Linked DNA regions of Homo sapiens: region 2 is linked to region 1. Evidence: read pairs that join two places in POLR2A ChIA-PET (ENCODE). Cell type or tissue: endothelial cell of umbilical vein. All regions are shown on one strand. Each heading gives the region's core, and the rest is flanking DNA. Links, peaks and the distances in the headings are about the cores only. Region 1 overlaps NUMB (NUMB endocytic adaptor protein). Region 2 overlaps NUMB (NUMB endocytic adaptor protein).

The links. Peaks named below come from ENCODE experiments on the same cell type or tissue, not always from the same donor. Only the 100,000 strongest peaks of a DNase experiment are listed, where the experiment ranks them.
Region 2: POLR2A ChIA-PET joins it to region 1 with 5 read pairs; 9 of 35 experiments call an interaction of 5 or more read pairs at or near these places.

What each region holds. Positions count from the first base shown.
Region 1 is chr14:73,429,487-73,446,269 of GRCh38, reverse strand. The region is part of intron 1 of NUMB (NUMB endocytic adaptor protein); the gene reads left to right. Among named protein-coding and RNA genes, the nearest start is that of NUMB, 21 kb to the left of the region's middle. In endothelial cell of umbilical vein, for the core only: no CTCF peak of the experiment used is centred there; a DNase peak (open chromatin) is centred at 7,089.
Region 2 is chr14:73,322,038-73,338,820 of GRCh38, reverse strand. NUMB (NUMB endocytic adaptor protein) reads left to right here. Exons shown (of 13, transcript NM_001005743.2): 5 at 15,617-15,691. Among named protein-coding and RNA genes, the nearest start is that of PAPLN-AS1, 84 kb to the right of the region's middle. In endothelial cell of umbilical vein, for the core only: no CTCF peak of the experiment used is centred there; no DNase peak of the experiment used is centred there.

The DNA.
Region 1 (16,783 bases), core at 4,210-9,209:
ATCCCAGCATTCTGGAAGGCTGAGGCAGAAGGATCACTTGAGGTCAGAAGTTTGAGACCAGCCTGGCCAACACAGTGAAACTTCATCTCTACTAAAAATACAAAAATTAGCCGGGTGTGGTGGGGAGTGCTTATAGTCCCAGCTACTCGGGAGGCTGAGGTAGGAGAATCACTTGAACCTGGGAGGTGGAGGTTGCAGTAGGCTGAGATCGTGCCACTGGACTCGAGCCTGGGCGACAGAGCAGGACTCCATCTCAAAAAAAAAAAAAAAGAAAAAGTTATTTTGCAATATTAAATTTCATTTCTTCATAAGTTGTTAATTTTTTGCAGTCAGGACTTTTATCTTTTTTGTTATTCTCTGATTTACATAAATGTACTGATGAATGATGGAACCCCTCCCCCACATTGGGGGCTGAGTTTATGACGTGAACTAATAGGAGGTGGTATGGTAAAATGAACTCCAATTGCCTGAATTCACCTTCAGCTCTGCTTTCTTAGGCAAGTTAACTCTTTTTGCTGGTTTTCTTATCTTCAAAATAAATGGCTTTGAAGGTTATATGAGATAATCCATGTAAAGTTAAACAATTTAACATACTGTTTAGTTCATAGTAAATGCCCAGTAAATGTTAGCTACATTTACTGTTGCAAGGACCCAGCATTTTTACCGAAGCAGGTGGGAGGTAAAAAACTTTCTCTGTGTTATTTGTGTGGACTGGAAAAGAGTCTTGTATATTAAATTGTACTATGAAATTTAAACTTCATTTAGACATGAAAAGGAATCTTGAATTCTTTTTGACTTTGTCACATTTTCAGTCTAGTCCATCTCTGGAAAAACGTGAATCTTTATTTTATCCAGCTATAAATCAGCTGTAAGTTTTTTTTTTTTTTTTTTTTTTTTTTTTTTTTTTTTTTTTTTGAGACAGGGTCTCACTTTGTCACTCAGGCTGCAGTACAGTGGCACCATCATAGCTAACTGCAGCCTTAAACTCCTGGGACTCAGGCAGTCCTCTTGCCTCAGCCTCCTGGGTAGTTGGGATTACAGGTACATGCCATCATGTCCACCTAATTTTTAACTTTTTTTGTAGTGTTGGGATCTCCTGTGTTGCCTAGGCTAGTAAATTCTTAAATATCTGCACCCACGTTAGTAGTGTTACAGCTAATCTCTAAATTCTTTTGAATTATGAAATATAGCTAGGGAACCTATTAGATAAATTTTCATTAGGCTTGACCTCTTTTATTTAAGATAATATTTAAGTACTGTATTGAATCTCCTTGGCATTGGGTATCTTTATCAGTGGTTCTCAATTTGTTCCCTGCAAGTCTCTCGTTTGGGGAGGATGTTTTCTGCAGGTATCTAGAGTTCTTAAATCCATATATTCATCAAATATTGCCTACTTTCTTTTTTTTTTTTTTTTGAGACGGAGTGTCACTCTGTTGCCAGGCTGGAGTGCAGTGGCGTGATCTCGGCTCACTGCAACCTCCGCCTCCTGGGTTCAAGCAATTCTCCTGCCTCAACCTCCTGAGTACCTGGGACTACAGGCGCACGCCACCACGCCTGGCTAATTTTTGTATTTTCAGTAGAGATGGGTTTCACCATGTTGGCCAGGAAAGTCTCGATCTCTTGACCTTGTGATCTAGAGAAAAATTGTAGACTAAAGCAATATGTTCTAAACATATGTATGTATGTATATATAGTTTCATTCTTCAAATAAATATTGAGATGAGTTTTAAACATCTTTATTTTAAAGGCTTGCCTCAATTCAGGGTAGCTTTGGTTGTGTTTTGATTATTTTCTCCATCAATGGATGCTGAAAATTCAGCTATTACCATGTGAGGATCAGTTAAATATTTTGACTTTTTTTTTTTTTTTTTGAGATGGAGTCTTGCTCTGTTACCTAGGCTGGAGTGCAGTGGCACGATCTGGGCTCACTGCAACTTCCGCCTCCCGGGTTCAAGCAATTCTCCTGCCTCAGCCTCCCGAGTAGCTGGGACCACAGGTGCATGCCACCACACCTGGCTAATTTTTTGTATTTTTAGTAGAGACCAGGTTTCACCGTGTTAGCCAGGGTGGTCTCGATCTCCTGATGTCGTGATCCACCAGCCTTGGCCTCCCAAAGTGTTGGGTTTACAGGCATCCGCCACTGTGCCCAGCCAATATTTTGACCTTTAAAAAGGTTTGTCATATTTAAAAGCTCTCGGCCCGGGCAAGGTGGTGCGTGCCTGTAATCCCAGCCACTCAGGAGGCTGAGGCAGGAGAATCACTTGAACCCGGGAAGTGGTGGTTGCAGTGAGCCGAGATTGCGCCACTGCACTCCTGCGTGGGGGGACAGAGTGAGACTTTGTCTCAAAAATAAATAAATACTTTGGGAGGTGGAGGAGGGCAGATTGCTTGAGCTCAGGAGTTCGAGAGGGCAACACAGTGAAACCCTGTCTCTACTAAAATACAAAAGAAATTAGCTGGGCTTGGTGGTGGGCGTCTGTAATCCCAGCCACTCGGGAGGCTGTGGCTGGAGAATTGCTTGAACCCGGTAGGTAGTGGTTGCAGTGAGCTGAGATCACGCTACTGCACTCCAGCCTGGGAGACAGAGCAAGACTCCAGCTCAATGAATGAATGAATCAATCATCAATCGATCAATCCTCTCAGCCTGTTTTTTCTACTTTTTTTTTTTTTTTTTGAGATGGAGTTTTGCTCTTGTTGCCTAGGCTGGCGTGCAATGGCATGGTCTCGGCTCACTGCAACCTCTGCCTCCCAGGTTCAAGCAATTTTCCTGCCTCAGCCTCCTGATTAGCTGGGATTACAGGCGTGCGCCACCACGCCTGGCTAATTTTGTAATTTTAGTAGAGATGGGGTTTCACCATGTTGGCCAGGCTGGTCTGGAACTCCTGACCTCAAGTGATCCACCCGCCTCAGCCTCCCAAAGTGCTGGGATTACAGGCGTGAGCCACTGTACCCATCCTTTTTCTACTTTTTTCTTACCCAAACATACCATTTTCAGAAAGGCTAGTATAGTTCTCTTCCCCCACCATGGCATGTGCATTTTAAAAATAGCTTTATTCAGGTACAATTGATGTACGGTGAAACTGCACGTATTTAAGGTAAACAGGGCTGGGTGCAGTGGCTCAAACCAGTATTCCCAGCACAGTGCTTTGGGAGGCCAAGGAAGGCAGATTGCTTGAGCTTGGGAGTTTGATATCAGTCTGGTCATCATGGTGAAACTCCATCTCTACAAAAATGCAAAAATTAGCCAGTCATGGAGGCATGTGCTTGTAGTCCCAGCTACTCAGGAGGCTGAGGCAGGAGGATCACTTGAGCCGAGGAGGTAGAGGTTGCAGTGAGCTGAGATTGCACCACTACACTCCAGATGGGACGACAGAGCCAGACCCTGTCTCAAAAAAAGAAAAAAAAGTAAATGGTGTAATGAGTTTTTACATATGTATACACTACAGCTAAGGTAAGGAACATACTGATCACTCCAAAAGTTTTCTACCTTTTGTAATACATCTCTCCCTTTCTATTCCCGCAGGCAACTCCTAATCTGCTGTCTGTCATTATGGATTAGTTTGCAATTTCTAGAATTTTATATAAATAGCATCATGTAGTATATACATATATTTTTTTGTCTGACTTCTTTCATTCTGCCTAATTAATTTGAGATTTTCCATGTTATTTGTGTATCAATATTTCATTACCTTTTATTGTTGAGTAGTATTCCATAATATGGATATATTGCAATTTAAAAAATTTCTTCTGCTGATAGACATTGGATTATTTCTAGTTTTTGGCTATTCAAATAGAGCCAATATGAACATTCACATAAAAGTTTTTGTGTGGACATGTGTTTTCATTTCTTTTTTCCTTTTAAAACAATTTAAACAATTTATTATTATTATTATTTTTGAGATGGGATCTTGCTCTGTAGCCCAGTCCAGAGTGCAGTGGTGCAATCATTGCTTACTGCAGTTTTAACCTCCCAGGATCAAGAGATGGTCCCACCTCAGCCTCTGAGTAGCTAGGACCATAGGCATGCACCACCACTCCTGCCCGTTTTTTTTTTTTCTTTCTTTTTTCTTTTTTTTTTCTTACAGAGACAGGGTCTCTCACTATGTTTCCCAGGCTGGTCTTGAACCCCTGGGCTCAAGCTATTCTCCTGCCTCGGCCTCCCAAAGTGCTGGGACTACAAGTGTGAGCTACTGTGCCGGGTCTCTTTTCATTGTTTTTGTGTATATGCCCATAAGTAGTGGAATTGCTAGGTTATATGGTAACTCTTTTGAGGTTTTCTAAAGCAGCTACACCATTTTACATTCTCACCAGCAGTGAGAATGAGAATTCCAGTTTTTCTGCATTGTCGCCAACAATTGTTATTACCTCTTTTATTTTATTTTTTTTATTGTTGTTTTGAGACAGAATTTTGGTCTGTCACCCAAGCTGGAGTGTAGTGGGCATGATAGCTCACTGCAGCCTCAAACTCCTGGCTCAAACTATCCTTCCACCTCAGCCTCCCTAGTAGCTAGGACTGCACCACCATGCCCAGCTAATTTTTATTTTTTAAATTTTTTGGTAGAGATGGGGTCTTGCTATGTTGCCCAGGATGGTCTGGAACTCCTGGCCTCAAGCGTTTCTTTCTCCTCGCCTCCCAAAGTGTTGGGATTACAGGTGTGAGTCACAGCTCAGGCTGATCTCTGCTTTTTGAGTAGAGCTATTCTAGTGAGTATAAAGTAGAATTTTTTTTTCTTTGAGATGGAGTCTTGCTCTGTTGCCCAGGCTGGAGTGTGTGGCGTGATCTTGGCTCACCACAACCTCTCCCTCCTGGGTTCAAGCTATTCTCCTGCCTCAGCCTCTCAGCTGAGGCGTGCACTACCATGCCAGGCTAATTTTCGTATCTTTAGTAGAGACGGGGTTTCACTGTGTTGGCCAGGTTGGACTCGAATTCCTGATCTCATGATCTGCCTGCCTTGGCCTCCCAAAGTACTGGGATTACAGTGAGCCACTGTGCCTGGCCTAAAGTAGAAATTAATTGTGGTTTTGATTTGCATTTCCCTGATGGCTAGTGATGTTGAGAATCTTCTCATATGCTTATTGGCCATTTGTCTATCTTCTTGGAAGAAGTGTCTTTTTATATGCTTGCCGATTTTTTAAAAGCTGGTTTGTCTTTTTATTATTGAGTTGTAATATATGTTTTCTTTATATATTCTGGATATAAGTTCCTTGTCAGACATAATGATTTACAAGTATTTTCTCCCATTTTGTGAGCTGTCTTTTCACTTTCTTGATGTTCTTTGAAGCACAAAAGTTTTTTCATTTTAATAAAGTCCAGCTTTTTTTTTTTTTCTTTTTTAGACACAGGGATCTCCCTGTGTTGTCCAGCCTGGCCTCAAACTCCTGGCCCATGACCCAGGAGCCACCACGCTGGCTCAAGTCCTTTTTTTTTTTTTTTTTTTTTTTGAGACGGAGTCTCGCTCTGTCACCCAGGCTGGAGTGCAGTGGCGCGATCTCAGCTCACTGCAACCTCCACCTCCCGGTTTCATACTATTCTGCCTCAGCCTCTCGAGTAGCTGGGATTATAGGCACCTGCCACCACACCCGGCTAATTTTTTGTATTTTTAGTAGAGATGGGGTTTCGATGGTCTCGATCTCCTGACCTCGTGATCCGCCCGCCTCAGCCTCCCAAAGTGCTGGGATTACAGGTGTGAGTCACCTCCCCTGGCCGATTTGTTTTTTTTGTTGCTTGTGCTTTTGATACAATATCTAAGAACTATTGCCCAATCCAAGGTTGTGAATATTTATACCTATGTTTTCTTGTAAGAGTTTTAGTTTATTTTTTCTTAATTTTGTTCACTCCATGTCAGTGTCTTCTAAGAGTTTTATAGAGTTGGCTCTTACATTTAAGTCTGTGATCCATTTTGCAGTAATTTTTGTGTACAGTGTGGGGGAAGGGGCTCAACAATTCTTCTGTTGAGATATATGGATATCTATAGATATATGGATGTGTATATATATATGGATATCTATAGATATATGGATGTATATATATATGGATATCCATATATATATATGGATATCCATATATATATATGGATATCTAGTTGTCCCAGCAGCATTAGTTGAGACCATTACTTTTTGTTTATTGGTTTGTTACAAAGTTTAATAAAATTTTCTGCTTTATCACTAATTTTTCCAATAGCAATTTGTTGGCCTTTTGGTCTAGAGTGGCAGTTGGGGTCATTGTATGAGGGAAGCAGTTTAGAGTTGCAAGAATAGGTTATAAATGAATCCACTGATTTAAATATACAGGTTGTATATAATTTCATCCTTATGTTAACCTTATACTTGAACGGTAAATGAAGTTCAGCTGCTATTTCTCTGCCTACTGGGCATCCTTGTGTCATTAGTTATTTGGAAGCTTCCAGTGCTAAGCCATTAAATAGAAATCAGGGTCAGGTCCTTAAACATGTGACTTAAAGGAAGAAAAGATTCATACCTGTTCCTTTCTCTTTCTCTCTCCTTTCTCCTCTTTAATTCACCTATCCTAGCACCCTTTTTATCTTAAGAAGACTCTTCTTTTGTATTATTACACATAGCCTTTTTCTGAAGGAAGATCACATGTAAAGGTTTTATTTTTTAAATTGAAAATTCAAGGAAATGTTCTGTAGTGATGATTAAAAACATAGAAGTGTTGTAAAGATTGTATTAACCTTGATAAATTTAAATCCATAATTAATATAGTTAATATTAAAGTCTCCCATGTAATCCTAACTGAAGGTTAGAAATGGCATATTTTCCTTTTAATTTTCAAAATAACAAAAATATAATTATTTTACAATTTGTAAGGTTTGCTTAGCATTTTGAAAGAAACTTACTGTTTTTAGAATGTTTAACTCTAAATTGGGTCTTTTTCCCCCTGTTTTTAATAGTCATTAATTATTCACTTTTAGAGATCTTAAGAGCAAAGGGAAAAGCATACATTTTTTTACAGAGTGTTCGAGTTTTATGTGTCTCATCTCTATTTGTAGAGTTGTGCTTCTTTAGAGGCTGGTACTTTGCCAAGTAAAAACTAATTTCCTAGGAAATCAGGTTGCTGGCTTGACTTCTGGCAGTCTCTTTCCCTTCTTTTGTTGCTTTGTAAAAGAGCTGAGCTCAGTTCTGTGGAAAATCACTAAATCATCTAATTATTTTCCCCAGTTTGGATTAAACATGGTTGGTATATATTTGCATTGAACTGAGTTCTGTAACTTTTTCTTGATTATAGATTTGTTAAGATACCGTGAAGGACTTTGACTTCATTTGATAAGTTGCGTATTCATATCTGAAATAATGCTAATGGTTTTTTCCTTTAATGAATGTTCTTATTCTTTTAGTCTTTTTGTTCTCCCCTCCACTAGACCTACTTAGTGAGGGATATCACTTGTGTTCTTATAATGAAACCCAGACACTTGTGAAATATAATCATAGTTTCTATGATGTTGGCCCCTAATTCATTTTAAAAAATTACATTAACATTTATTGTCTGTTTCTGTTTTTTCTTCGTGCATATTTTACTATATAGATAATTTTGGAGGCTGCTTTTTAAACAACATCATATAATATGTGTTTATTATTTTTATTACAATTATTTGAAAACTTTTTTTTTTTTTTTTTTTTTGAGGCAGAGTCTTGCTGTCTTGCCCAGGCTGGAGTGCAGTGTCGCAATCTCGGCTCACTGTAATCTCTGCCTCCCGGGGTCAAGCGATTCCCGTGCCTTGGCCTCCCATGTAGCTGGGATTACAGATGTGCGTCAGCACACCTGGCTAATTTTTGTATTTTTAGTAGAGACGGGGTTTCGCCATTTTAGCCAGGCTGGTCTTGAACTCCTAACCCCAAGTGATCCACCTGCCTCGGCCTCCCAAAGTGCTGGGATTAAAGGTATGAGCCATTGCTTCCAGCCAGAAAACATTTTAAAACAGCTGAAGAATATTCCACTAATGGATATATTATTTATAGAACCAATTTATATTGTGTTCACACTTAGAGCGTTTATTAATTTCTGATTATTATAAAACACAATGAATATTGCTAAATATGACTTTCAGTATTTCTGTATTCTCAAAATAGATTATTGTAAGTGGAATTATCAAGTCAAAGTGTATTAACATTTCTAGAGCTCTCAGGAGAGCAAAACATTGCACAGTTGCTTTCTAGAATGGCTGTACAAGTTTACATTTCCATTAACAGTGTATGAGATTGAGATATACAGCTTTGCCAGCATGTTATTATTTTAAAATATTTGCAAATTTGATAGGAAATAGTAACTGGTTTCTGAAATTTGTATTTATTTGGTCACTAGTGGGACATTTAAAATATGATCATTAACATTTCCTTTAAGTGAAGTTGCTTATTCCTGTTCTTGGTCCATTTTTCTTTTGGGTGATCCCTGATCCTTATGTGGAATCTAGGGATGAATAATATTCAGAACTGTGACTTAATCTGTACAAATGATCTGTAGAAAGTTGTTGTTTCATGTCCCCGCCAAGTTCTTTTGCCCTCCCTCTCCCTAGCTACTTTCTGCTTTTAAATGTGTTCTTGGATTTCATGTAAATGGAATCATTCCATATGCATTTTTAAAATGAACATCACTACTTTTGCTTAATACTTTTGAGATTCATCCATGTTATTGTGTTAATCAGTAATACATTCTTTTTTATTGCTGAGTAGTAGTCCTTTTTTGTTTCTTACATCTGTTGTTTTACTGAGGAAACCATAATCAATAGAAAATTGCAAGCTGTAAGCCAGTTTGTTGATTACAGTATTCAGTTTACCTCAGATCCAGGTTGTATCTCCCTATGGCATTGTTTCCATCACAGTAGTCATTTTAAGCCAGTCTCTTCTTACATGAGTAATTTCTGGAGAGAACACTTCAGTTAGATGAATATGGACTGAGCACGATTAAGAGAAAAATAGGCCAGGCGTGATGGCTTATGCCTGTAATCCCAGCACTTTGGGAGGCTGGATTGCCTGAGCTCAGCAGTTCCAGGCCAGCCTGGGCAACATGGCAAAACCTCATCTCTATAAAATATACAAAAATTAGCCAGGCATGGTGGTGTGTGCCTGTAGGCCCAGCTACTCGGGAGGCTGAGGTGGGAGGATCACTTGAGCCCAGGAGGTTGAGGCTGCTGTGAGTTGTGATCGTGCCACTGCACTCCAGCCTGGGCAACAGCAAGACCCTGTCTCAACAAAAAAAAAAAAAAAAAAAAAGAGAGAGAAAAAATATATAGGTACAAATATATTTAAGAGTTTCTTTTTTTTTCTTTATTTTTTTGAGATGGAGTCTTGCTCTGTCACCAGGCTGGAGTGCAGTGATACGATCTCAGTTTACTGCAACCTCCGCCTCCTGGGTTCAAGCGATTCTCCTGCCTCAGCCTCCCGAGTAGCTGGGATTACAGGCAGGCACCACCACGCCCAGCTAATTTTTGTATTTTTAGTAGAGACAGGGTTTCACCATGTTAGCCAGGATGGTCTTGATCTCTTGACCTCGTGATCCGCCCGCCTCAGCCTCCGAAAGTGCTGGGATTACAGGTGTGAGCCACCGCGCCCGGCCAAGAGTTTCTATAAGAGTGTCATTTAATAAAACCCTGTGACTTATTTGCTTCTGAAAGGTACCAATTTAAAAATCCTTCAAAGCTGGGCACGGTGGCTCACGCTTGTAATCTCAACACTTTGGGAGCCCAAGGTGGGCGGATCATGAGATTAGGAGTTCAAGACGAGCCTGGCCAACATGGTGAAACCGTGTCTTTACTAAAAATACAAAAATTAGCCAGACATGGTGGCATGCACCTGTAATCCCAGCTAAAACTCAGGAGGCTGAGGCAGGAGAATCCCTTGAACCCAGGGGGCAGAGGTTGCAGTGAGCCGAGATCACGCTACTGTGGTCCATCCTGGGCGACAGAGTGGGACTCCGTCAACAAAAACAAAACAAAACAAAAATCCTTCAAAAGTTTCTATTGTGATAAGAAAACCCAAGTGAGTTACTAAACAAAAAGTAAGGTTATTTTCAGAATCAAAATGATCTTCAACTAGAGACTGTTTAAAATGTACTTTAAAATGAGACAGAATTTGAAGAAACTAAAAATAAGGCTAAAAATAGGCATCCTCATTGTATAGTAAATTCTACATCATTATTGTAGACAACAGATAATTTCTAAGTGACACAATATGTCATTTTATGAATATACTACACTTTGTTTTTCCATTCTTCTATTGATATTTGTGTCATTTTCTTTTTTTTTTTTTTGAAACAGAGTCTTGCTCTATTGCTCAGGCTAGAGTGCAGTGGTGCGATCTTGGCTCACTGCAACCTCCACCTTTTCAATTCAAGCAATTCTCTCACATCAGCCTCCCAAGTAGTTGGATTATAGGCGTGCACTACCATGCCCTGCTAATTTTTGTGTTTTTAGTAGAGATGGGGTTTCACCATGTTGGTCAGGCTAGTCTCGAACTCCTGACCTCAAGTGATCTGCCCACCTCAGCCTCCCAAAGTGCTGGGATTACAGGCGTGAGCCACTGAGCCCAGATCATTTTTAGTTTTTGGTTATTATAATGAGAAGGCTGCTATAAACACTGCTTTGCAAGTATTGTTGTGAACATTTCATTTCTCTTGGGTGAATGCCTAGCAGAATTGTTGTGTCACAGGGCACATGTGTGTTTAACTTTATAAGAAATTGCCGGCTGGGTGCAGTGGCTCATGCCTGTAATCCCAGCACATTGGGAGGCTGAGGCGGGCAGATCACGAGGTCAGGAGATCGAGACCATCCTGGCGAACACGGTTAAACCCCGTCTGTACTCAAAATACAAAAAAATTAGCTGGGCGTGGTGGCGGGCGCCTGTAGTCCCAGCTACTCAGGAGGCTGAGGCAGGAGAATGGCGTGAACCTGGGAGGTGGAGCTTGTAGTGAGTCGAGATCGCGCCACTGCACTCCAGCCTGGGTGACAGAGTGAGACTCTGTCTCAAAAAAAAAAAAAAAAAAAAGTAATTGCCAAATGGTTCTCCAAAGAGAACCATGGAATGGTTATACCGTTTTAATACTTCATCAGCAGTTTATAAGTTCAGTTGCTCCACATCCTTGCCACTACCTGAGTTGTTAGTCCCTTTGATTTTAGTCATTCTAGTGAGTATAAAGTGGCATTTTAGAGTAGTTGTAACTTGTGTTTTCCAGATGATTAAATATATTGCACACTTACTTTTTTTTGGTGAATATCTTTGACAAAGGCAAATTTGCAGATTGATAGTAAATATCTTAGTAAAAGATTGTGTGTTTTATTACTACTTATGGATCCAGATTTATTCTCATTTGTAAGAGCAGAGATGGGAGATGGATTTATAATTAAAAATAAAATGAAATAATTATTCCAAATAGAAGATTTCTCAGAACTTTCATATAGTGATAATTCATGTTGATTTTTTGGAGTAAATATTTGCTATTGGTTAATATTGGTGGGAACTTTGATAAGTTGAATGATTCAAAAGAAAGACTTCAGGCTGTGTTTTGTAGAGAGCTATGGTTTTTTCATTTTTTTTTTCTATTACAAAATTTAAAAATAAAGATGAAGTCTCGCTATGTTGTCTAGGCTGGTCTCGAACTCCTCACCTCAAGCAGTTCTCCCACCTCATCCTCCCAGAGTGCTGGGATTACAGGTGTGAGCCACTGCACCCAGCCTAGAGGTACTTTCTGAATTTGATTCACTGATTGAATCACTGATTCAAGAATGTTAAAATAGTGTGATCTGGTTAGGAAACTATTCTATATTTGGGCCACTTGTGAGAACTGATAGCCTAGTAAAGTATCGGATAATAATGATAATATTAGTACTAGCAGCAGCCAATGCTACATTCCAAGAAGCGTTCTAAGTGCTTTACATGCACTAACTAATTTAATCCTCATGATAACTCCTGTGAGGGCAGCTACTATTATAATCTTTATGTTACTGGTAGGGAATCTGAGATAGAGAAGGTAAGTGATTTGCCCAATATCATAGAGTAAGTGGTAGAACTGGGATTCAAACCTAGATAGTTTGGCTCCAGAGCTCATACTCTTAACTTTCAGTGCTAAATGGATTAAATTAAATGTAGTCAGTTTTACTTTGTTGTTGAGCATATCATTGTGCAGTAGTAGTGGCCCAAGTTTAAATTGGGATTTCTTTTTTTTTGAGACAGAGTCTCCCTATGTCACCCAGGCTGGAGTGCAGTGGCACGATCTTGGCTCACTGTGACCTCCGCCTCCCAGGTTCTAAGCGATTCTCCTGCCTCAGCCTCTGGAGTAGCTAGGATTACAGGCGTGCACCACCACACCTGGCTAATTTTGTATTTTTAGTAGAGACGGGGTTTCACCATGTTGATTGGCTAGGATGGTCTCAAACTTCTGACCTCAGGTGATCCATCGGCCTCGGCCTCCCAAAGTGCTGGGATTGCAGGCATGGGCCACCGCGCCTGGCCTAAATCGGGATTTCTAAGTTTGCAAATAGGCTATCAGTTTCTTTCTCTTTACTACCTATACTCCTGTCATATATTTCAGGGGTGATTTATCAAAGGAGATTTTTATCTGAATTAACAGACCGTGGACAAACTTAGTAACCTTAAATTGCTTTTCTAGAGAAGATAAGTCACTTCTCTCTGTACTTTAATTGAGTCTTAGAATACGAGCAACTACTTTCTGACAGTTTTCAGCACTGTTTAACTGGTCTTTGTGAGACTCTGAAAATGTAACGTTTAAAATTAACATTCCCTGGAAACAAACTGAGTGAAAAAGGAAGTTGATGAAAATTGTTGGACCTAATAATTGGGCCTACTATAGCACTACTACTTTAAAAAAATTTTTTTTTGAGATGGAGTCTGGCTCTGTCACCCAGGCCAGAGTTCAGTGGCGTGATCTTGGCTCACTGCAACCTCCGTCTCCCGGGTTCAAGCGATTCTCCTGCTTCAGCCTCCCAAGTAGCTGGGACTACAGGCATGCACCACCATGCCCAGCTAATTTTTGTATTTTCAGTAGAGACGGGGTTTTGCCATGTTGGCCAGACTGGTCTTGAACTCCTGACCTCAAGTGATCTGCCTGCCTTGGCCTCCCAAAGTGCTGGCTTGCTGCAATCTTGGCTCACTGCAACCTCTGCCTCCCAGGTTCAAGCAATTCTCCTGTCTCAGCCTCCCGAGTAGCTGGGACTACAGGCGTGTGCCATCATGCCCTGCTAATTTTTTTGTATTTTTAGTAGAGATGGGGTTTCGCCATGTTGGCCGGGCTGGTCTTGAACTCCTGACCTCAGGTGATCCTCCTGCCTCAGCCTCCCAAAGTGCTGGGATTACAGGCGTGAACCACCATGTCTGGTCAAAAATTCTCTTCTTTCTTTCTGAGTTCCCTGCATACTGAGACCACAGAATTATTCTTCATCATTAGTTTGGGTTTAGATAAGATTAATCTTCCAGGAGAGGGCTAGAGTTTTTGGCCAATTTCCTTGAAAGAGGGTCTAGGCATCACAGGAAATGATAGTACTGATTGGCCATGTCCTTCACCATACCTTTTGTGTCTCCTCCACTTCTGATTTGGTGTCATTATTCCTGTCATGGCTGACTTAAGGAGTGAATGAGAAGCTCTTTATATATGTATTGAATGTTAATAAACATGATATGTGAGTTTAATTCTTATCCTGCCCGTATGATTTGGCTAAATGTCTTCTCTGGGTCTTTGTTTCTCTTTTTATAAAGTGATAGTGTTTGACTGGATGATCTTTAAAGTTTTTTTAATGCTGAAATATTCTAAAAATTATAGTGAATAATGAGTACGTTATTTTTTAAATATACAAAATAAATAGGACCAACACTATTTATTGAGTAGCATTCATTCCTCTCATTTCAATGAGGATCTTAAGTCATGTATCTTATCTCTATATACATGTGAGCCTGTTCTTGTGTTATTTGCCTATCCCTATGTCAATATTACACTGTCTTATTTACCGTAGCTTTATAATAAGTGTGGATATCTAGTGTGGTGAAGCCTCATCCTCCCCAAACTTTGTTACTCTGTAAAATTATCTTGATTATTCTTTCAAATCTCTCCTAACCTTTAAAATTCTGTGATTTTTGTATATAGTACTATCGTACTGCTTATACTCTTTGGAGATTTGATTGGTAATCAGTACATTCTTATTGAATGAATAGAATTAAAAGTTATACTCTATAAGGGCTTATGAATAACAAAGTGTTACAAGTTAATTATTAGTAAAATTATGCCTGGACTTTTGAGAGTGCTGCTAAAATACCTGAATTTTTTTTTTGGAAAGTGTTTAATTAAATTACTTTGGAATTTGGGCAGGGTGTAGTACTGAATATTTTGGAGTCTACCACTCTCTGCCCCTTCCCCTTATTTCTTACTCCCTTTGGGTAAAGATTTTAGAAAGAGTAAGTATATTTAATATTTTTGTTTAGACAGGTAGTTTAAAACTGCCTTAAAAGTCATGATAAATTCCACATGAAATTGATGAAATTTTCTTTCTTTTCTTTTTTTGAGACGGAGTCTTGCTCTGTTGCTCAGGCTGGAGTGCAGTGGCGTGATCTCAGCTCACTGCAACCTCTGCCTCCTGGGTTCAAGTAATTCTCCTGCCTCAGCCTCCCGAGTAGCTGGGATTACATGCACATGCCACCATGCCCGCCTAATTTTTGTATTTTTTTAGTAGAGACAGGGTTTCACCATGTTGGCCAGGCTGATCTCGAACTCCTGACCTCAAGTGATCCACCTTCCTCGGCCTCCCAAAGTGCTGGGATTACAGGCATGAGCCACCATGCCAACATGGCCAATGTGGCAAAACCCTGTCTCTACTAAAAATACAAAAATTAGTCAGGTATGGTGGCACATGCCTGTAATCCCAGCTACTAGGGAGGCCAAAGCACGAGAGTTGCTTGAATGCGGGAGGCAGAGGTTGCAGTGAGCCGAGATCGCGCCAGTGCCCTCCAACCTGTGTGACAGAGTGAGACTCTGTCTCAAAAAAAAAAAAAAAGAAAAGCCAAGTGCGGTGGCTCATGCCTGTAATCCCATCACTTTGGAAGGCCAAGGCGGGTGGATCACGAGGTCAGGAGCTCGAGACCAGCCTGACCAACATGGTGAAACCCCATCTCTACTAAAAATACAAAAATTAGCTGGATGTGGTGGTGCACTCCTATAATCCCAGTGATTTGGAGGCTGATGTGGGAGGGTTGCTTGAGCCTGGAGGCAGAGGTTGCAGTGAGCCAAGATTGCGCTACTGTACTCCAGCTTAGGTGACAGACTGAGATTCTGTCTCAAAGAACAAAATTCAAAAACTTTTTTTTTTTTGAGATGGAGTCTGGCTCCGTCACCCAGGCTGGAGTGCAGTGGCGCAATCTCGGCTCACTGCAAGCTCCGCCTCCCTGGTTCACACCATTCTCCTGCCTCAGCCTTCCCAGTAGCTGGGACTACAGGCGCCCGCCACCACACCCAGCTAATTTTTTGTATTTTTTTCTAGTAGAGACGGGGTTTCACCGTGTTAGCCAGAATGGTCTCGATCTCCTGACCTCGTGATCTGCCCGCCTCGGACTCCCAAAGTGCTGGCATTACAGGCTTGAGCCACCACGCCTGGCCCAAAAACTTTTTTTTGTTTGTTTTGAGACGGAGTCTCTTACCTTGTCACCCAGACTAGAGTGCAGTGGCATAATCATGGCTCACTGCAGCCTCGACCCCCTAGGCTCAAGTGATCCTTCCACCTCAGCCTCCTGTGTGGCTGGGACTGCAGGCATGTACCACCACACCCGGCTAATTAAAAAAACCTTTTTTATAGAAATGGCATCTCACTGTGTTACCCAGGCTGGTCTCGGAACTCCTGGGCTCAAGCCATCTTCCTGCCTCGGCCTCCCAAAGTGCTGGGATTACAGGTGTGAGCTACTGCCCCTGGCCCCAAAACCCTTATTCATTGTTGGTATAGCCTCTTTGGAAAACAATTTGGCAGGTTGTCATATATAATTAAATGTACACTTACCAGAATGGTCCACTGTTTCACTCCCGGGTATTTATTCAAGTAAAATGAAAACACAGTCACACAAAAACCTATATGCAAATGCAGTATAGGTTGATGCAAAATATATATTTAAAATATATAAAATATTTATTAATGTAAATTTAAAACATATAAAATATATAATTAAATGTACATTTACCAGAATGGTCCACAGTTTCACTCCTGGGTATTTATTCAAGTAAAATGAAAACACAGTCACACAAAAACCTGTATGTAAATGCAGTATAGGTTGATGCAAAAGTAATTGCGGTTTTTGCCATTTTAATGCCTTTTTTTTTTTTTGAGACAGAGTCTCACTTTATGGCCCAGGCTGGAGTGCAGTGGTGCGATCTCGGCTCATTACAACCTCTGCCTCCCAGGTTTTCAAGCAATTCTCTTGCCTCAGCCTCTTGAATAGCTGGGATTACAGGCATGTGCCACCACATCCAGCTAATTTTTGTATTTTTAGTAGAGACGGGGTTTCACCATGTTGGCCAGGCTGGTCTGAAACTCCTGGCCTCAAGTGATCTGCCTGCCTCAGCCTCCCAAAGTGCTGGGATTACAGGTGTGAGCTACAGCCACACAGCTTTAATGCCATTTTAATGGCAAAAAACACAACTACTTTTGCACCAAACTCGTAATTGCCAAAAACTGGGAATAATGCACATGCACTTCAACTGGTAAATTGATAAAGGATGGCACATCTATACAATGGCATATGATTTGGCAGTGCATTCACTAACATTGTACAATATCAAATG
Region 2 (16,783 bases), core at 4,935-9,934, 110 kb after region 1:
CCAGTAGGACATTCAGATGTCAAACAGGAAGCCAGATAGCTGTCATCCATGGGCCCTCATCTGCTACCCAGGAATAATTTTCCCAGTCATTGTTACCAAAAATGCCCGCATACATTTTCTAAACACTCCCCATTGACAAACTACTGGTGTAGGGCCTTATAAAGACCATTGTAAGGATTTTGGCTCTTATTCATAATGAATAAAAGGAAATAATTAGGAAGCTATTGGAGAGTTTTAAACAGAGGAGTGGGATTATACAACTTATATGTTAAAAGGATCATTCTGGCTCCTGTGCTGAGAATCAGCTATAGATGAGCAAGGGTGATAACAAAGAGATAATTTAAGAGGCTTTTACAAAAATCCAGATGAAAGATGATGTGACTTATGTTAGGGAGATGGCAGAGGAAGTGGTAAGACAGGGTCAGATTCTGGATATATTTTGTAGGTAGAGCTGATATCATTTATTGATAGATTTGTAAAGTGTCACAAGAGAACGATAAGTTAACTTTTTTTTTTTCTTTGCTTGTTTTTTAAGAGACAGGATCTTCCTCTGTCACCCAGGCTGGAGTGCAATGGCACATTCATAGCTCATTGCTGCCTCAAAGTCCTGAGCTCAAGTGATCTTCTTGCCTCAGCCTCCTGACTAGTTGGGACTACATACAGATGCCTGGCTGATTTTTAATTTTTCTGTAGAGGTTGGGGGTGGGGGGGTCTCACTATGTTGTCCAAGCTGGTCTCAAACTCCTGGCCTCAAGCAATTCTCCCACCTCAGCTTCCCAAAGTGCTGGGATTACAGGTGTGAGCCACTGCACCTGAACTGTACCAATGTTTTTGATTTGAGCAATTGGAAGGGTGGAGTTCCCATATATTAATTTGGGGAAGACTGTTGATAGAAGAGTAGATTTGTGAATGGGGGATGAAATCAAGCATTCAGTTTTGATGCTGTTGTAAATGGTAAATTTTTAAATATAATTTTCTGCTTATTGCTGTTATAAAAATATTAACCACTTTGTATATTGAAATTAGATCTAGCAACCTTACTAAATGCAGTTATTATAGTATTTTATTTGAATCTTCTTTGTTTTCTCTACTAACACAATAATATAGTCTATGAATATTACAGTTGTATATCTTCCATTTGAATTTTTATAATTTCTTTTTCTTGCCTCATTGCACTGGGCAGAGCTTGTGGTACAGCACTGGGTAGAATTGGTGATAGCAAGTATTCTTGCCTCATTTTCAGTCTTATCACAGTTTCTCAAATTAAGCAAGTTCCCCTCTATTCTTAGTTAAGATGTAGATATAGATACATTTTTTTGAGACAAGAGTTGTGCTCTGTCACCCAGGCTAGAGTGCAGTGGCACTATCTTGGCTTACTGCAACCTCCATCTCCCAGGTTCAAGCAATTCTCATGCCTCAGCCTTCCCGAGTAGCTGGGATTACAGGCATGCACCACCACTCCCAGCTAATTTTGTATTTTTAGTAGAGATTGGGTTTTGCCTTGTTAGTCTCAAACTCCTGGCCTCAAGTGATCTGCCCACCTTGACCTCCCAAAGTGCTGGGATTACAGGTGTGAGGCACCATGCCTGGGCAATTAAGATATATTTTTAAAACTATGAATGAAAACTGAACTTTAGCAAAAGTTTTCGTGTACTTATTGAGATGATTATGATTTTTTTTTTTTAAAGACAGAGTCTTGCTTTTTTTGAGACAGGCAGGCACCACCACGCCCGGCTAATTTTGGTATATTTTGTAGAGATAGGGTTTCACCATGTTGGCCAGGCTGGTCTTGAACTCCTGGCCTCATGTGATCTGCCTGCCTCAGCCTCTCAAAGAGCTGGGATTACAGGCGCATGCCACCATGCCTAGCCGAGATGATTATGATTTTTATCTTAATTGTTAATTGGTTTATTCCACTGATTAGATTTTTTGAATAGTCAACCAACTTTACATTCCTGAAATAAACTCAGCTTAGTACTCATCATGATCAAGCTGAATTTATTGAGTATATTAAGGGATTCTGTTTGCTAATATTTTGTTCAGAAACTTCACATCTGTTTTTGAGACAGATTGGCCTGTAAAGTTTCCTTTCTTGTAATAATGCCCTTGTGAAATTTTGTATTAACAGAATTGAGGCTGGATTATAGTTTTGGCAAGGCTCTGTCTTCCTCTGATTTACTTCCATTCCTAGGCCATACTTTTCCAGTTGTTCCAGATGAAAGCCTGGGGTGTTCAGTGTAGCCCATTCCTCTGGTAGGTCCTGAAATCTAATCCTTCTCTGCTTAGCAAGATGAGAATGCCCAAAACTCATTTTGTTTAACATGTTCCTTTGTTTTCTTTACTTCTTTTGAATGGGTAGTTAGTTTTAGAGGCTTGGTTATATTTAATTCCCCAGAAGGCACGCAATAGCTGATTATCATTCTCTCGTGATGAAAATAGCAGTAGTTCTTTCATGATCTTTGCCTGGGTTTATTCATTAAGGGTTGCAAAATAACTGTACTCCAATTCTGTCATCTTCTCTTTGTTTTAAAGAAGAATAATGATAAGTTAATATATGTAATAACAGTAAACTGTAAACCATGACTTAAATAGGAGAGTTGCAGGTAAGCTTTAACAGAGAGGTTGTATGAGGTAGTTGAAAGAAGATAGATCTAGAAATCAAAAGAGCAGAGTTCTGTTCCTGGCTCTGTTAATTTACTAAGTTATATGACCTTGTATAACTCACTTTTTGGACACCTTATGTCACGTTTGAAAAGTAAAGTTTTGGGATCTCACATTTTTTTCAGTTCTAAACTTACATGATTAAACACATCTGCTTAGGTCATACAGTCTATTCAGATGGAATTGTAGTCCAAATTTATAGTTAAAGAATAGCCCATTTTAATTTAACTATTCCTCTTTGGTTAAAGACTCAAAACAAGTTTTGCTACTGTATTGTGCGCATCTGCATACTATGTTTGCTATATAGCATAGGCTATGTATGTATGTGTTAAGATGCTGTAAAGCTCCTTATAACTTGATGAATATTATGTCACTTTTGTTAATGTTGGGAACTGCTGACTATAGAGTCTCTCACATCAGAGGTCTGCATTTCTTGTGATGGATAAATCACGAAAGCAGGGGGAGGGAATCTATTTTTTAAATAATTTTTTCAAGAAAGGGAAAAATGACTTAATTCATCTAAGAATGAAATTCCACATACTAGTTTTTCTAAAGTACATTTTTGTGAATAAAAGTTTCTTACTCAGAAGGAGTTTGGAAAAGGCATACAAACAAAAGAAGTCCCAGTGTCAAATATTTTAGCCATTAAGCATAAATCAGCTGCAATTCTTCAGCGAGATAGTGTCTCAGAGAAGAAAAGGGATCTCTTTAATAATGTTTATTTCAGTGGGCATGTTTTTCTCATAGTCTAATAAGACACAAAGCTTATTTCTATTTCCACGTTTCTATAATAGTTCATAAATGAAATAATTTTGTTCCCTTCTACCAAGTCTTCCTTTTTTTTTTTTTTTTTTTTTGTCTTTTTGGCTGGCATAAATAGCTATATGTGACCAATTGAACTGATTAAGCTAAGTGATAGAATGATGCCCATTGGAAATACTTTGAAACCTGTATCCATTCCTCAGATCCTACAGGTAACTCAGAGATCATAAAGCTCTACTTTCTCATTTTATTATTAATATAAAATGAAAACATTGAGGGATTGAGTTGAAGGTAGTAGTAGAAATGAGCCTTAATATGGAAAATGAAAGAAAGCACAGGTATATAATACTACAGATAAGAAAGTGGGGAGACCCAACCACAGAACCCAAAGAAATTAAGATATGTGAATACTTGGAGTATATGCTAATACCTTTTTTTTTTTTTTTTTGAGACAGAGTTTTGCTCTTGTCGCCCAGGCTGGAGTGCAGTGGCGCAATTTCAGCTTACTGCAACCTCCGCCTCCCAGGTTCAAGCTATTCTCCTGCCTTAGCTTCCCGAGTAGCTGAGATTACAGGCGCCCACCACCACTCCTGGCTAATTTTTTTGTGTTTTTAGTAGAGACGGAGTTTTTCACCATGTTGGCCAGGTTGGTCTCGAACTCCTGACTTCAGGTGATCCACCTTGGCCTCCCAAAGTGCTGGGATTACAGTTGTGAGCCACCGCACCCAGCCTATGCTAATACATTTAAAATTTTAGATTAGCTGTAAATATTCTAGGAAACTATACATTACTAGTTAACTAAGGCAGGAAAAGAAAAGTCGAATAGGCCCCAAACCTTAAAAAAATAGAGCTGTTAAAAACAAAACCAAAAACTGTCTCTTTATCTAAAAGGAACTAATATAGATGGTTTCATAGGTCAGTTCTGTCAAACACTCAAAGAGTAATTCCTGTGCTATTTAACTATACCAGAGTATATAGGAAAATAATGGACAGTTTTCAGATACTTTTATAGCATTAACAAAATCCTGCTACAACAACTTAATAAAGATAGTGCAAAAAAAGAAAACAATAGAGCAGTTCTGCTGATGAATATACATGAAAAAGTATCGCAGATGAGCAGTCTGGGTAAAAGAAAAGAACAAATAGGCACAAAAATAGCAACAAATGGGATCTAAAAGTAAATACTAAAGCGGTGGCTCACACCTGTAATCCTAGCACTTTGGGAGGCTGAGGCAGGAGAATCGCCTGAACCTGGGAGGTGGAGGTTGCAGTGAGCCGAGATTGTGCCATTATACTCCAGCCTGGGAAACAAGAACGAAACTCCATCTCGAAAAAAAAACACACACACACAAAAAACCCCCAAAAATTAGCCTGGTATGGTGGCAGATGCCTGTGGTCCCAGCTACTTGGGAGGCTGAGGCAGGAGAATTGCCTGATCCCGGGAGGTGGAGGTTGCAGTGAGCTGAGATCGCGCCACTGCACTCCAGCCTGGGCAACAGAGCAAGACTCCATCTCAAAAAAAAAAAAGGATCAACAATCTAAAACCATACAATTCTTCAAAGGAAGCATAGGCTAGTCTTAACAACTTTGGATCTGGCAGTGGATTCTTAAATAAGACATTAAAAGCATGAGCAACAAAAGAAAAAATAGATACATTGGATTTCATCAAAATTAGGAACTACTGTGCATCAAAGAATATTATCAAGAAAGTGAAAAGAAGCTATAGAATGGGAGAAAATGTTTGGAAATTATATGTCTGATAAGGATCTAGTGTCCAGAATATATAAAGAACCTTTATATCTCAACAAAAAATACAACCTAATTTTTAAATGGGCAAAGGACTTGAATAGAAATTTCTCCAAAGAAGGCCAGGCACAGTGGCTCATGCCTGTAATCCCAGCACTTTTGGAGGCTGAGTCAGCAGGATCGCTTGAGCCCAGGAGTTCGAGATCAGCCTGGGCAACAAAGTGAGACCTTGTCTCAAATTTAAAAAATAAAAAAAAAGAAATTTACCTAAAGAAGATATACAGCTAGCCAACAAACACTTGAAAGGATACTCAACATCATTATCAGCGAAATGCAAATCAAAGCCACAAAGATACCACTTCACACTCGCTTGGTTGGCTATAATTTGAAACAAAACAGAAAACAACAAGTGTTGGCAAGGATGTAGAGAAATTGGAGCTCTCATACATTGCTGGTGGGAATGTAAAGTGGTTCAGCTTCTGTGAAAAGCAGATTGGTGGTACTTCAAAAAGCTAAGTATAGAATTACCATATGACCCAGCAATTCACTGCTAGTTATATACCCCCAAAGAATTGAAAACAGGTACTTCAAGAAAAATACATGTTTATAGCACTACTATTCACCACAGTCCAAATGTCCATTGATGGTAGTATGAATAAACAAAATTGTGGTACATACATACAATGGAATGTCACTCAGGTATGAAAAGCATTGAAATACATGTATGCTATGGTGTGGATGAACCTGGAAAACAGTATGCTAGGTAAAATAAGCCAGACATGAAAGGCCATATATTGTATGCTTCCCTGTATGTGAAATATCCAGGATAGGTAAATCCATAAAGACAGAATGCAGATTGGTAGTTGCCGGGGGCTGTGGGGAGGGGCAGTGGAGACAACTGCTTAATGTTGTTTTATTTTAGAATCGGGGGGTTGAATACATTTTTAAACAAATAAACAATATTTTTCTCTGGATAGCTGAGTTTTCAGTGAAGACACATCTCTCCTGTTAATAGAAATTAAAAGGGAATTGAAAGCAAGGCAGGAATGATGACAGCTGATGGAGCAGCCTAGGAGAGAAAGAATTTATGAGGCTGGGCGTGGTGGCTCACCCTGTAATCCCAGCACTTTGGGAGACCCAGGTGGATGGATCATCTGATCATCTGAGGTCAGGAGTTCGAGACCAGCCTGGCCAACATGGTGAAACTCTATCTCTACTAAAAATACAAAAATTAGCTGGGTGTGGTGGCGTACGCCTGTAATCCCAGCTTCTCGGGAGGCTGAGGCACAGGAATTGCTTGAACTCAGGAGGTGGAGGTTGCAGTGAGCTGAGATCATGCCACTGAACTCCAGCCAGGGCAACAGAGTGAGACTGTCTCAAAAAAAAGAAAAAAAAAAGAAAAAAGAATTTATTAGCTAAAGTCTTTGGTGTCACCATCCATTTTGAAGGCACTGGACTTACACAAAGCAGATAATTAGAACTGAGAACCCAGCATAGAACTGGAACCTCCTGTGGGCTTTACAATCCATGAAATAGAGAACTAGAAGAAAAAGCAGAAAGAGAAGCTTGCCTGGACTCAAATGGAAAAAAAGGAGCCTCCTAGAAAAAATTGAAATCCTAGGTTTGGACTTCATAAGTCATAACCCTGCATGGTATAAGAATCCCCATATTAATGTAAAATAGGTCTTAGGATAGTAATACGGCTGGGGTACTGTATTAGTTTGTTCTCATGCTGCTATGAAGAAATACCCAAGACTGGGTAATTTATAAAGAAAAGAGGTTTAATTGACTCAGAGTTCCTCATGGCTGGGGAGGCCTCAGGAAACTTGCAATCGTGGCAGAAGGCACCTCTTCACAAGGTGGCAGGAGAGAGAATGAGAGCCAGCAAGGGAAATGCTAGACGCTTATAAAACCATAAGATCTCATGAGACTAGCTGATTATCCCAAGAACAGCATGAGGGAAACAGCCCCCATGATCCAATTACTTCCACCTTGTCGTGCCCTTGATGCATGGGGATTATTGCAATTCAAGGTGAGATTTGGGTGGGAACACAGAGCTAAACCATATCAGGTATCTTTTAGAAGAAAAAAAATTTTTTTTTTTGAGACGGAGTCTTGCTCTGTTGCCCAGGCTGGAGTGCAGTGGCACGATCTCAGCTCACTGCAAGCTCCGCCTCCCTGGTTCATGCCATTCTCCTGCCTCAGCCTCCCGAGTAGCTGGGACTACAGGTGCCCACCACCACCACGCCCGGCTAATTTTTTGTATTTTTAGGAGAGATGGGGTTTCACCGTGTTAGCCAGGATGGTCTTGATCTCCTGACATCGTGATCCTCCCACCTCGGCCTCCCAGAGTGCTGGGACTACAGGCCTGAGCCATGGCACCCAGTCTAGAAGCAAATTTCATAATCCAGAATGCATGAAATTCCTCCCAAAAAGTTTAGCATCAGTAAAGATGACCTTATAACTTTTTAAATGTTATAAATCTTATGTAGGAATGATTAGCAGATATAATAAAGGATTATACAATAAGAGACAACAAGAGAATTAGCACTTTAAGACCTTGAGATAATAGACCATAGAAGAGACTATGAAATATATGCGTGGAAAATCATTAGGACTTCAGGCTCTCCAGCCTTTGGACTCTGGGACTTGTACCAGCAGCACCCCCAGGTTCTCAGGCCTTCAGCCTCCGAGAGTTGTATTGTCAGCTTCCTTGGTTCTAAGGCTTTTGGACTTGAACTGAACCACACTATTGGTATCCCTGGGTTTCCAGCTTGCAGACAGCCTGTCATAGGACTTCTTATCCTCCATAATTGCATGGCCAATTCCTGTAGTAAATATTCATTCATTCATCTATCCATCTGACCATCCATCCATCCATCCTATTGGTTCTGTCTCTCTGGAAAACCCTAACAGTAGACAAGACTGAACACGTGGGATACTATACTAAATCTGTACTTAAAAAGCGAAGACATATATAGTATTTGCTATGTGTGGGGCATGGTTCTAAGTACTTTGTAGGTATTAAGTCATTTAATCCTCAAACTGCCAGTGGTTACTGCTGTATTCTCATTTTAGAAGATGAGGAAATTGAGACACAGACAAGTAATACACAGACAAGTCGTGTAATTTGCCCAAGACCATGAAGCCAGAAAGCTGCAAATCAAGGATTTGATCCCTAACCATTTTTTGCTTCTACTTAATTGGCAAATAATTGAGAGCAACAAAATTTCTGATCAGGGAAATGTGACTATGAAAAAAATATATATATGGAACTGATTGAAAGTCAAGTGAAGAGGAAGAACTGGAAAATACTTTAAGGCCAGGCATGGTGGCTGAAGCCTGTAATCTCAGCACTTTGGGAGGCCAAGGCAGGCAGAATGCTTGAGCTCAGGAGTTTGAGACCAGCCCGGGCAACACAGCAAAACCCCATCTCTACAAAAAAAATACAAAAATTAACTGGGTGTTGTGGTGTGTGCCTGTAGTCCCAGCTCTTTGGGGGCTGAGGTGGGAGGATTGCTTGAGCCTAAGGCTGCAGTTAACTATGTTTGGACCACTGCACTCCAGCCTGGGTGACAAAGCAAGATCCTGTCTCAAAAGAAAAGAAAATACTTTGAAGTGTTTGCCCCTGCTGTTGAGACCTGAGGTATTAGTAAAAGAAATAAGCAGGTAAATACAAACATCAGAGGTACAGGAGGTGCAGTTTTCAACAAGCTAAGCTCTGAAGGCCACCAAAGAAATCAGATAACAGTTAAAATTTTATTGAGCACTTACTGATTACCAGACACTGCGCTGGGTGCTTCAAATATATAAACTCTTTTTAATTCTTGAAACAACACTACTGAGTCACAAGATAAGTATCCTTCCCAAGGTCAAGTAACAAGTGCAGTGAGCTGAGAGTCAAAACTTGGTACTGGAGTTCAAGAGAGGAATAAGGATCAGTGTTTAATTTGTGTATTAAGGGTGAAAGCTATGGGAAGTTCAAAGAGAGTAGTCAGAAACTCCTAAAATCCTACTTTTGCTCAAAGTCTAAAATATACTGAGTGTTTACTGTTAGGTACATACTAAACACTTTGCGTATACACTCAGCCCTCCGCATCCATAGAGTCAACCAACTGCAAATTAATGTTTAAGGGCAAGAGAAGATGGGTGTCCCAGCTGTGAGAGAGAAAAAGAGAGAGAGAAGAGGACTGAGAAGGGAGAAGCTCAAGCTGAAATTTCAGATGAATTCATTCATGCAATAAATATGTATTTAGCACTACTATATATGACACACACTAGTGGTTACCATACCTGAATGAATACAACACGTACAAGTTTCCTACCATTGTGGCACTTACAATCTAAATCAAAAAACCTCTGAGAACTTGAGCTAGGCAAAGATTGCTTAGCTATAATACCAAAAACAGTATATTAAAAAAAATTAACCTCATCGAGATGAAAACTTCTGCTTTGCTAAAGACACTGTTAAGAGAATGAAAAATTGGCCAGACATGGGGCTCATGCCTGTAATCCCAGCACTTTGGGAGGCCGAGGCGGGTGGATCACCTGAGGTCGGGAGTTCCAGATCAGCCTGACCAACATGGAGAAACCCCATCTCTATTAAAAATACAAAATTAGCCGGGTGTGGTGGCACATGCCTGTAATCCCAGCTACTCAGGAGGATGAGGCAGAAGAATTGCTTGAACCTGGGAGGCGGAGGTTGTAGTGAGCTGAGATCACGCCATTGCACACCCCAGCCTGGGCGACAGAACGAGACTCCGTCTCAGAACAAAAATGAATGAAAAGTAAAGGCAGAGACTAGGAAAAAACATTTGCAAAACATGTCTACAAAAGGCTTGAACCCAGAGTGTATTATTAACTCTCTAAACCCAACAGGAAAGAAACATAATTTTTTAAGAATAGACAAATTTAAACAGATACTTCATCAAATAAGATGTGGATACAAATAAAAAGAAAAAAAAGATGTGGATAAGTAGATGCCAAGAACTATCAGTCATTAGGGATATTATGCAAATTAAAATGGCAAGAGATACCACTATGTACCTATTAGAATGGCTTAAAAAAGAGACGATACCAATTGCTGAGCAACTGGAACTCATACATTGCAGGTGGGAAGGTAAAATTGTGATGACATTTTGGGAAAGAGTATCTTATAAAGTCAGACATTCAATTACCATATGACCAAATTTCTTATATGAAAACCTATAAAGGAATAGTATGGCTTTATTTATTATCACCAAAACCGGAAATAACCAAGATATACTTCAACTGGTGATTGGATAAACATAGTGATATATGCATATGATGAAATACTACTCTGTGGTAAAAGAGAACATACTGTATGATTCCATTTATATGACTTTTTTTTTTTTTTGAGATGGAGTCTTGCTCTGTCTCCCAGGCTGGAGTGCACTGATGCCACCTTGGCTCACCGCAACCTCTGCCTCTTGGGTTCAGGCAATTCTCGTGCCTCAGCCTCCTGAGTAGCTGGGACTACAGGAGCCTGCCACCACACCCAGCCACTTTTTGTATTTTTAGTAGAGATGGGGTTTCACCATATTGGCCAGGCTGGTCTCAAACTCCTGACCTCAAGTGATCCACTTGCCTCCACCTCCCAAAGTGCTGGGATTACAGGCGTGAGCCACCACGCCCAGCCAATATGATAATTCTTTAAAAGGCAAAATTATAGGAATAGAAAACAGATCAGTAGTTGCAGAGGCTGGGGACTGGGTGTGGTGGGGGAGGGCAGGCGGAGGAGTTGATTACAAATGGGCATCATGAGGGAATTTTTGAGAGTGATCAGACTTGATTGTGGTGGTAGTTACACAGCTGTATACATTTGTCAAATCTCATAGACCTCTAAACCAAAAAGAGTGAATTTTACTGTATGTTTTTTAAAAATGAGTAAATCTATGTCCTACAGGACCATGTATATGAGCTAGAGTCATCTCTAAGAACCAGTCTTACTCAGAAATTGCAGATACTAGATTTTTAACTATTTTTTTAGTTTTGCTCAATAATGATGTACTTTTACAGCACCATATTCCAAAATGTCATTAAGCCTCCTAGTCCGCCTCATATTAATAATTCTCAAGTCCAGGTGCAGTGGCTCACACCTGTAATCCCAGCACTTTGGGAGGCCGAGGCAGGCAGATCACGAGGTCAAGAGATCGAGACCAGCCTGGCCAGTATGGTGAAATCCCATCTCTACTAAAAATACAAAAATTAGCTGGGTGTGGTGGCACACGCCTGTAGTCCCAGCTACTCAGGAGGCTGAGGCAGGAGAATCGCTTGAACCCGGGAGGCAGAGATTGCAGTGAGCTGAGATTGCACCACTGTACTCCAGTCTGGCGACAGAGTGAGGCTGTGTCTCAAAAAAATAATAATAATTCTCTTCCAAGTGGAAATTCTGTAACTTGAGAGGAAATGAGAAAGTATGAATAATGATGAACTTATTTTAGATGTTTTCACTGAGTCTTCAGAGAGGCTCACTTGTAATTGACAGTTTCAGCCCTGCCAGAGGAAGAATTTGCCAGGGAAAGGACTCTTATTTTTAAAAATTGTAGGAAAAAATGTGGAAAGAACCTGTTTTTTTTTTAAATTTCCTTATAATAGGAATGAAAAATCAGGAAAAGTTTTCTTGAATTGTGGTAAAGTCAAGTGTGAGAACTTTGGACTTTGAAGTCATGAATGTAAACCATATTCTTCCCTGACTAGCTGTGTGTATGACTTTGGGAAAGTTTTTCAGCACTCCTGAACCTCATTTCCTTTCCTCAGTTTTAAAATCAAGTGATCAAACATACCTTTCTGAGTAGTTATTAGGTTAGACAAAATATATAAAGCATCCAGCACAGTTTCTGGCACACAGTAGGTAATCAGTAAATGTTAATTCCTTTTTAATGAACATTTCCTATGCCAGTCAGTCCAGTTAGGTCTCAGGCTACAAGTTCTTACTCACTTTCTGTGGGATGTGGTTCCAATATCAGTTCAGTTTTCTTTTTCTTTTTTTTTTCTTTTTTTTGAGACAAAGTTTCTCTCTTGTTGCCCAAGCTGGAGTACAATGGGGTGATCTCGGCTTACTGCAATCTCTGCCTGCCAGGTTCAAGCAATTCTCCTGCCTCAGCCTCCCGAGGAGCTGGAATTACAGGCGCCTGCCACCATGCCTGGCTAATTTTTGTATTTTTAGTAGAGACGGGGTTTCGCCATGTTGGCCAAGCTGGTCTCAAACTCCTGACCTCAAGTGATCCACCCACCTCGGCCTCCCAAAGTGCTGGGATTACAGGCGTGACCCACCGCGACCGGCCATCAGTTTAGTTTTCAAAGCCTCTGCAATGCTATTCTGATCTGCGGTGCTATTCTGATCTATTCTGTGTGTATGTCACCTAGGGGTCAGTTTGGGAACCAGGAGGTGGTCTGTATATTAGTTCAGCTGTCAAAGTCCTGAGTATGCTAATTAGAATCAGATTCTTACCTGTGCAGCTGCAGGGTGAGCCTAGGAATTCACAAACAAATTCATGGTCTTTCTCAAGCTCCTCCCTTCCTGTGCCTTCTTTGGTACTTTCTGGTTCCCTGGAGCTCCCCTTTCTTGACCTCTAGCCAGAAACCTAGGGCTCTGGTTGGCCTGCACTACCATGAAGTCCCACAATTTCACTTGTATCTAGGATCAAATGGCAGGAGATCAGAGAGAAAGGAAAAAAGCAAAAGGGGGATTGGCCCCATCTTCCTGGAATCACCATTCTACCAAACAGAGAGGCAGTTCCCCCTGCCTTAGAGGTGTGGCTCTTGCAGGGGTTTCTTTTGTTGCTACCTCTGCTGCTATCACACCATCACAGGATTTCCTGGTGGCTGAGATGTAAGAGAACCAATAAAAGAGAGGGGGACTCCTGTACTCTCTCTGAGCTTTAGGAGTTCCATTTCCTGGTCCTCAAACCAGAGCTAGAGAGATTTTCCCAGACATCTTTCTGTATCACAGCACTCGCTTTTGGATTTCTGGCTAGAAGTTCAGGCTTGTCAACCTAAAAGGAAGAAGCTGAGGCAAAATTAATGTAAGTAGAAGGTTTATTTGGGCCAAGGTTGAGTATTGCAACCCAGAAGCATAGATTGAAGTTGCCCTGGATGTATACTTCAGTTAGCAGTTACAGGTGGATTTTTGTTTTTTATTTTAAAAAGTTTTCTTCATTTCATTTTGGTTTTTAGAGACAGGGTCTCTCTCTATCACCCAGGCTGGTGTGCTGTGGTGTGATCATAGCTCACTGCGGCCTTGGACTCCTGGGCTTAAGCAATCCTTCTGCCTCAGCCTCCTGAATAGTTAGTACTACAGGTGTGTGCTAATTTTTTTATTTTTGTAGAGACAGGGTCTCACTATGTTGTCCAGGCTGGTCTTGAACTCCAGGCCTCAGATGATCTTCTTACCTTGGCTTCCCAAAGTGCTGGGATTACAGGCTTGAGCCACCATACCCAGCAAGCAAGTGGAGTTTTAAAAGCAAAAGAAGGGGACAGGGAGTGGGCTGATAAAAAGTTGTGTGTCAGGAATTCTCATTGGTTTACAGAAATAACATTGACTAGTGATTGGCTATACATTGTTAAGCAATAGGTAGGGTGTGGGTTATAGTGTCTGGTGTGACATTATTAGGTTTATTTCTAGCTACTTGTGGCAGTAGCAAGCATTTTCAGGAGAGGGATACATGGGTCAAAGTGGGTAGTAGAGCGTGATTGCAGTCTCATCTTAATGTCTCTATTGGCCTGATAATTAAAAGGACTTGCATTCCTCAGATGAAAGTTATTTTCTCAGTCTGGAGGTACCAAAGAGAGAAAGGGGAGGTAAATTCCTTGCCATTTCCATAGTACTTTGAATTCTGGTATTCTACTCTGATTCATCTTCTGTTTACTTTTCAGAAAGCTTAAGTACCTATTCTGTGAATTCTGTTCAGGTTTTAAGGTTTCAGTCAGTGGGAAGGACAGGGTGTAGTGTGTCTACTCCGTATTACCTGCAACCAGACCTTGAATCATATTACTACCTTGAAAAAAAAAAAAACTTTGTTAGTTCTCCATTGTCTCTAGGGTTAAGTGCCATTTTAGCACCTCAATTCCCCAGGTGCATGTATTTCATATTCAAGCCAAACAAGACTATTTGTTGATGCTGGGGAGAAGAGAACTTTCCCTCTACCCTTTGAACATTCAGTATTTGAGTATGTGAGATAAACTGACAGTAGATAGATTAGCAGGGAAAAAAAAAGGCAAAATTTATTATGTGTTTGTACATAAGAGTCTCACAAAATATCAAACTTGAAGGCCAGATGATTGACATTTTTATGGCATCCTGAGCTACAGAAAGGAATAGGGACTTGAGGGGAGGTGGTGACAACCTATGGGACTATGAGGGGAGGAAATGCACGGTGAGCAAAGCTTGCCTTGTTATGCAGATAAAAAGTCTCTCCTATAATACAAGTTGTCTGGAGCAGCCCTCAGAAGAATAGGTGATAGCCTGTGACAGAGTCTGGGGTGTTGACCGTTAGTCTCTTCTTCTGTGATACAGTTAATCTACCCCAGTTGATAAGATTCCCAGGGAGGGCATAAATAACAATTGAGCTCCTTTTTGAAGGATCTATCTTTGGGCAGATAAGAGAGCTTCAGAGAAAGCCCCTCCTGCTCTTCAGGGGAGAAGGAGGAGTTAGAGTCAGGAGGTCAAGAGAAGGTCAGACCTTGGTTCTTTTTTAGTTCAAAGCATTCAGCACCATACTTTGGGGTAACGTGTTCTGAGTCCCAGCACTGATACATAGTTATCCTATTCCACACCTATAACTTTATGTATTTCTCTCAGCCTGAAATAGTCTTTCAACCTTTCAATTTTTGCCTCTTCAAATTTTATGTATCTTTTCAAGCTCAGATGTAATACCTTCATAAAATTTGTTTTGGTGATCTGCCATGCTCTTATATGCTCCCCATAAAAGGAATGTGTGATTTCTTCAGTCTTTGAAAAACTGTCATTTTTGTTTGTGCTTTTTAAAAGATATGTATATATACTTTGTCTTAGGATTACTTTTATGTGTAGAGACATAGTAACTGTGTCTAGCGCAGGCTATTATGCTTCAGATCCAGTAGATTCAGGTAATGTTTAGTGCCTACTGTGTACTTCTTCACTTACTCACCTGTAACACCTTTTTGAAATAATTATTCTAAATCTTATTCCTATGAGGACACTGAGAATATGTAAAGTTACATTATCTGAACTCTTTTTCACTGGCTGTGTATTTCTTGAGTGTAGGAATTTCAATACAGGTTGTGTGTCTCTTATCCAACATGCTTGACACCCAGAAGTGTTTCAGATTTCAAATTTTTTCAGATTTGGAATGTTCAACCTGTATTCAATTTTCACCTAATGCTTACTGTATAGTAGCTACTTGGTAAACATAGCAATAGCCCTAACTTTTCCTTCTTTCTACAGTACCTTGGCCATGTAGAAGTTGATGAATCAAGAGGAATGCACATCTGTGAAGATGCTGTAAAAAGATTGAAAGCTGTATGTATTTGATGGTTGCCAGTGTTGATCTATATGCTATCAATATTTTCTTAAAAGATTTTGCTCAGTACATTTTAGTGACCCAGTAAAAACTGTGTTTCTGTTAAAAAGATGTGGGCTTGCTAATAAGGAGCATCTCAGCCAAGCGCGGTGGCTCACTCCTGTAATCCTAGCACTTTGGGAGGCTGAGGCAGGAGGATTACATGAGGCCAGGAGTTTGAGACCAGCCTGGGCAACATTTCAAGACCCTGTCTCTATTAATTTCAAAAATTTTTTCTTAAATAATAAAATAATAATTAAAAAATTTAAAAGCATCTCATGTTGCCCATCCAGAGGTATAAATTATTAGATGAGCCGTTTAAATTTAGGCCAGATATTATCCTAAAGGTACTTTTGATTTATAACCCATATGAAACAAATGTTGTGAAATCTGATAGAAGAATAGTATTCTAAGACTAGGATTAAACTGTTACAGTTAACATCTTACCCTAACTGTGATAACTGGGCTATAAATTAGGGGTTTTAAATATACTGTAAAAAATAGCTTCCTGGGGAAAACTAGAGGATAGAGGTCTGTGTTGATGCCTGGTGAGGTTTCCTTTTTGGAGACTTCTTACTATTACCTTGACTCCTACTCCCCAATTTTCTTCTCTATACACCTCTAACATAAACAGTCTATTTCTACTGCCTTTTACATAAACTTTAGCACACTTGAAGTAGAGAGCCCTTTCCCAGGATAACGTTTCCTCTGCCTGTTATGCGATAGAACACATCCCAGGCACATGCCTGTGTATTCAGTGAAAGGAAAGAACGAGTTCGGAATTCATAAAGATTCAAAGTGTTAATTTCAGATTTTCCATAGGTTTGAGGAATGTTCCATAGATCTGATAGCCCTTTTCACAACCCTCCTTCTCTCTAATATGTGGCCTTTCCCCACTTTGCTGTGAAAGCTTTAAGCATTACTTCTGCATGCTCTGGTCCCAACAGCATTAAATACATGTTGCTTTGGGTTTGCTGGTATGGTGGGCTGCCACAAGTTTGACTACTAATGTGTGCTTTTTTCCCTCAATTTGCTTAGTAATCAGAACTTTT